Regions from separate parts of the Homo sapiens genome. Here region 2 is linked to region 1. Evidence: read pairs that join two places in POLR2A ChIA-PET (ENCODE). Cell type or tissue: HepG2. All regions are shown on one strand. Links, peaks and the distances in the headings refer to the core of each region. The heading gives the core; the rest is flanking DNA. Region 1 has its middle 5.4 kb from the start of TTBK1. Region 2 overlaps XPO5 (exportin 5).

The links. ChIA-PET counts read pairs that join two places held together with the same protein. Peaks named below come from ENCODE experiments on the same cell type or tissue, not always from the same donor. Only the 100,000 strongest peaks of a DNase experiment are listed, where the experiment ranks them.
Region 2: POLR2A ChIA-PET joins it to region 1 with 5 read pairs; 2 of 35 experiments call an interaction of 5 or more read pairs at or near these places.

What each region holds. Positions count from the first base shown.
Region 1 is chr6:43,236,636-43,239,548 of GRCh38, forward strand. No RefSeq gene overlaps it. Among named protein-coding and RNA genes, the nearest start is that of TTBK1, 5.4 kb to the right of the region's middle. In HepG2, for the core only: no CTCF peak of the experiment used is centred there; a DNase peak (open chromatin) is centred at 1,496; H3K27me3 peaks cover 11 bases.
Region 2 is chr6:43,529,638-43,532,550 of GRCh38, forward strand. XPO5 (exportin 5) reads right to left here. Exons shown (of 32, transcript NM_020750.3): 22 at 1,842-1,938; 23 at 1,051-1,187. It also overlaps a transcript of POLR1C not described here. Among named protein-coding and RNA genes, the nearest start is that of POLR1C, 14 kb to the left of the region's middle. In HepG2, for the core only: no CTCF peak of the experiment used is centred there; no DNase peak of the experiment used is centred there.

The sequences.
Region 1 (2,913 bases), core at 254-2,753:
CTACAGAAAACCACCTAAACAAATGAATTATTATAAGACAAACACTCTTGCACCCATATCATCTCAAAATAGATCTTCAAATACCCAGAAGTTTCCATGTGCACCATCCCAAACAGCCACCTTTCTCCCTCCAAAAGTAACCACTGCCCTTACTTTTATAGTGAGGACAAAAACTCATTAAAGGTCCTTAAGTTTCTTTCTTTTTTTTTTTTTTTTTGAGACGGGGTCTCGCTCTGTCGCCCAGGCTGGAGTGCAGTGGCGCGATCTCGGCTCACTGCAAGCTCCACCTCCCAGGTTCACGCCATTCTCCTGCCTCAGCCTCCCGAGTAGCTGGGACTACAGACACCTGCCATCAGGCCCGGCTAATTTTTTTGTATTTTTAGTAGAGATGGGGTTTCACCGTGTTAGCCAGGATGGTCTCGATCTCCTGACCTCGTGATCCGCCCGCCTCGGCCTCCCAAAGTGCTGGGATTACAGGCGTGAGCCACCGCACCCGGCCCCTTAAGTTTCATTATGGTTTTATCACCCAAATGTGCATTTCTAGACAGTATAGTTTAACCTTACCTATTTTTATTTATCTTTTAAGTCCCCTTTATTTATTTTTTTGAGACAGGATCTTGCTCTGTCACGCTGGCATGCAGTGGCATGATCATGGCTCACTGTAGCCTCGACCTCCTAGGCTCAAGCGATCCTCTCACCTCAGCTTCCTGAGTAGCTGGGGCCACAGGAGCACGCCACCACACCTGGCTAATTTTTGTTAAATTCATTTTTTATTTTCCAGAGAGACGAGACGAGGTCTCACCAGGTTGCCCAGGCTTGTCTGGATCTCCTGGGCTCAAATAATCCTCCTGCCTCAGCCTCCCAAAATGCTAGGATTACTGGCACAAGCCCCTGTGCCCGGCCTTAAATCCCTTTTAATGTACAGGTTGGCGACACACTTTAAAAGCATTTATTTTGTGTGAGACATTCAATGGGCACTAACAGAGCTACAGAAAGGAGTAAAGAAGAGCATCTGAGATTTTTGACTCCATTTGGCTTTGGGAGGAGCCAGCCTTAGCTCAAGAATAGGAGAAATCAGGCTAACGCCATGCATTAATGTGCAAAGGACTGAGTGACTCAAAGAAGGCAGAAATCAAGCATCTGGGGAAGCTCTTCCAGTCTATCCTCACACTCCTGCCGTGTAACACCCAGATCAAATGTCTTCTTCTGGCCAAGAAGCAGAAGACCTAGATTTACCCTCCCATCTTTAACAACTAAAAAACTGGACAGAATATATGAATATAGAGCAATAATGTTTGAACACTGGCCATCAGGCAGCACAGAACAGTACTGTAATCCCTGAAAGACTGAAAAAAAGTAGACGAGCTTTATATTTGCCCCAGCTTATTGCCTACAAGGTTACCAGGCTGCAGGATGGAGGAACCCAGGCTGAGCCTGGCTGTCTCTTTGATCGAGGAGATAGAGCTGGGAGTCCAGGGAGGCCAAGGCCACTAGTTTGCAGGAGAGCGTACAGGACAGGAGAGAGAGCTCTGGAGAGGTTCAGAGGGTTCCATGAATAGATAGCTGAGGACTGATCAACACATGTGTATGAGGGAACTATCCGTGGTAGGGAAAAACATCTGAAAGCCACAGAGTTAACAATTTTTGAGCTCATACAGGGATGGAACTAGTGCCTGTTCCTACTGGCTCATACGGAAAATTCATAGGGCTTTGCCTTGGTGGCAAAAAAAAAAATAGGTTTTGCCTTAGTGGCAGAGAAATATTAACCCTAGACTGGACGCTGCTCTGGTCTAAGCTAATAAAACTTTAAAGTAAACTTTGAAAGGATCAAACTGGCTTTTCTCTCTCTCTCTCTCTCTCTCTCTCTCTCTCTCTCTCTCTCTTTGTCTGTCTGTCTCTGTCTCTCTCTTTTCTTTTTCTGAGACAGCATTTTGCTCTTTCACCCAGGCTGGAGTATAGTGGTATGATGATGGCTCACTGCAGCCTTGACATCCTGGACTCAAGCGATCCTCCCACCTCAGCCTCCCAAGTAGCTGGGACCACAGATGCATGCTACCATGCCTGGGTGATTTTTGATTTTTTTTTTTTTTTTTTGAGACAGGGTCTCTCCATGTTGCCCATGCTGGTCTTGAGCTCCTGGGCTGAAGCAATCCTCTTGCATCTGCCTCCCAAAATGTTGAGATTTACAGGCATAAGCCACCATGCCCGGCCTGTTTTTGCTTCTTAAAAATTAACTGCAGTCCAGAAGAAAGCTGAATAATATTCACTGAAATATAAAAATATACAGGGCTCAGCAAGGTAAAATTCACAGTATTTGGCATCCAGTAAAAAATTAGTAGATATGGAAAGAAGCAGAAAATATGACCCATAGTAAGAATAAAAATCTGTTGAAACTAATCCAGAAATTGTTTAGATAAAATTAGTAGAAAATATATTAAAGTAGTCATTATAATTATTCCATATGTTTAAGAAGTTAGAAGAAAAAACTGAGATATGGAAGATTTTAAAAGACCCAGATCGAACTTCCAGAATTGTAAACAACAATGAAAAATAATACATTGGATGGAATTAATATTAGATTAGATGCTGTAAGAGAAAAGATTAGTGAACTTGAATACACAGCAATAGAAACTATCCAAAATGAAACACAGTGAGAAAAACGGCTGGGAAAAAGTGAAGCATCACTGAGTTGTGGGACAACTTCAAGTGGCCTAATACACAAGGTAATTGGAGTCCTTGAAGGAAAGGGGAGGGCAGAAAAAATATTTAAGAAAATAATGGCTGAAAAATTTCTCAACTTGATGAAAACTATAAATGCACAGATACAAGAATCTCAAACCCAAGCACAAGAAACATGAAGGGGTGGCCTGCCCCTCCACACCTGTGGGTATTTCTAGTCAGGTGGGACGAGAG
Region 2 (2,913 bases), core at 116-2,615, 290 kb after region 1:
CTGGCTGGGTGTGGTGGCTCAGGCCTGTAATTCTAGCACTTTGGAGGCTGAGGCAGGAGAATTACTTGAGCCAGGAGTTTGAGACCACCCTGGGGAACATAATACAGACCCATCTCTACAAATAATAATAAAAACTAGCTGGGTGTGGTGGTGCGCATCTGTGGTCCAGTCCAGGCTCTTCAGGAAGCTGAGGTGGGAGGATCACTTGAGCCTGCACTGAGCTTTGATGGCACCACTGCATTCCTGCCTGGGTAACACTGAGACCCTGTCTCAAAAAAAAAAAAAAAAAAGTGCTTCTAAAAATACAGAAAAGGGATAAAAGTTTTATCTTTCACAGCTGGGCATGGTGGCTCACACCTGTAACCCCAGCACTTTGGGAGGCTGAGGCAGGCGGATTACTTGAGGTCAGGAGTTTGAGACCAGCCTGGCCAACATGGCGAAAACCTGTCTCTACTAAAAATACAAAAAAATTAGCTGGGCGTAGTAGCATGCGCCTGTAATCCCAGCTACTTGGGAGGCTGAGGCACATGAATCACTTGAACCCAGGAGGTGGAAGTTGCAGTAAGACAAGATCATGCCACTGCACTCCAGCCTGGGCAATAGAGCAAAACTCTGTCTCAAAAAATAGGAATAAAAATCAGCTGGGCGTGATGGTGCACACCTGTAATCACAGCTAGTTAGGAGGCTGAGGCACAAGAATAGCTTGAACCTGAGAGGCAGAAGCTGTGAGCCGAGATCATACCACTGCACTCCAGCCTGTGCAACAGAGTGAGCAAGACTGTCTCAAAAAAAAAAAAAAGTTTTATCTGTAATAATTCCGAGAAGGGGGAAGGTAAAAATTTACCCCTAAGGAAAAGTTTATGGCCATCTGGACTGCCTTCATGTTTTCCCTGCAATCTGCCAGTGTTTTTAATGACATGATACACTTAGATACATAATCTCATCTCTTCCTTCCAGTTCTGCCTCTTCCCTCTGGTTGCTGTGACCTGTTTTGTTTCTCTCTCTAATTTTCTGACCTTTTGGGTTATGTAGAGACTTTTGAAAGGATATGAAGCATGGGTCTGAGTCGGTAGTCAGGAATATTGTTCAAGTTGACAAAGGCTGAGCTGAGAAGCTGGGTAGCAAGGTCCTCCACAGTATAGAAGTCTTGCTGCATGGAAGGGCCTGCCTTCCCTAGGATATGAAAACTGTAAAGGGGAAAAAAAGAGCATTGAAAATGACAAATCCAACATCTGTTACTGCCAGCCCTGTCCCATGAATTTCATTTCTAGCCTACAATAAGGTTTTTCAGCCAGAAGAGCAGTTGTATTTACTTAAGAGAACTTATAGATACAGCATCTTTTTAAAGACAGATGTTGGTGGCCGAGATCAGCAGTAGCTTTCATTACTATTTAATGTGGACTTACAATGGACGATCTCATTAGCTTGGCTGATTAGTGTAGTGGTTAGTGAGGCCAAAGCCCATGAGGGCCAGTTACCTCCCCAACCCACAACCAGTATCCAGCCACCCGACTCCTATGAGAAGTATGCCGCAAGCAGTGTAGGGTCTAAGCAATCCCCACCACTTTTAGCTTCGACTTGGGTTTCATCATTTTATACACTAGAAACACAGACAAGTTGGGCATGAAGCAGGCTGGGATTGTGAGGCTCATATGACAATTACAAAAAAAGCAAATGCAGGAAAGCAGGCTTTCATTTCTATTTAACACTAGAATGATAAGTTTCCTATCAAACTCTTGCCTCGCCTTACCTGTACACTAGATGAAAAGTCCAACCCATGGACATTCCTATACAATACATATCGAGGAAGAAAATATGGAGAGGCAGCATTGGTTCCTTACCAGTTTTCATAGAGGGTAGAGAAGAAACGCTGCATTCTTTCCAAGACGGTTTTGAAGACAGGAGAGTCATTGAGTTCCAAGAGAGGTTGAGGTAATCCTACAGGGAAATACGGGTCAAGAACATGATGCTCCACTGTCAGGAGTCTCAATTGGCCAACACTCTACAGCAGGAAGCTGTTGTTCAGGGGTGAAGATGTGTGCATGTCTGGTGCTGTACTGCAAAGCAGTTGGCTACGTGATTTGCTGCACTCTTTTGGTAGGAGAAGGTGAAAGCTACTTAAGGACCCAGGACTTTAGACCCGGGTACTCTTTTATCTGCTTTTTTTTTTCCCCCAGATGGAACCTGTACCAAAAAAAGTGACAACTCAAAAGTATTTTTCCATAAAGCTCTGGGGATGCTCCCACAATTAAGTTATGAAACCCCTTTTTTAAGCAAAATCTTACACAAAACACTAAGATGTGTAGCAGCTAAAAATGAAACCCACTTACCTTAGTATTAAAAACTGCCTTAAAATATCTATATTTTTAAGTGTAATCAGAGGTTTTACATTTCGAGTCCTATAGTCAGAAGCTATCTGTGGGAACTGTTTGTCCATTCTAGTATTTCTGGTTGGCCACTTATTTCTATAGCAGGAGTTCCTGACTTAACTTGAATAATGGCATGGGGGTGTGTGGTAAGCAACACCTACTTTTTATATTAATAGCTATACATTTCTTGGAATTTCTACTTTTACTGGTGTCTGCAACATAACCCTTAAATGGAATGGTGTCAAAGGAAAAGATTCAGGACTATCTAGGCTGAAACAGACAGACATGAGTTCTGGAAAGGCAAATTAACATCCTTCCTTTGGCTAACTTCACAGCTGAGGAATGCCATTGGATTGCTTGACCACAGCCGGGCTCAGACACAGGTTATAGCTGATGACAAAGACAAACTATGGGGGCTGTGATGGTGAGCCAGCCTGAAGCTTCTGAGATGGGAACAAGGTTTAGACAACTGATGCCTCTAGCTCTAACTTCATCCCACATTCCCAGACTAGCTCCCTGTGCTCCAGCCACATGATTCAACCAT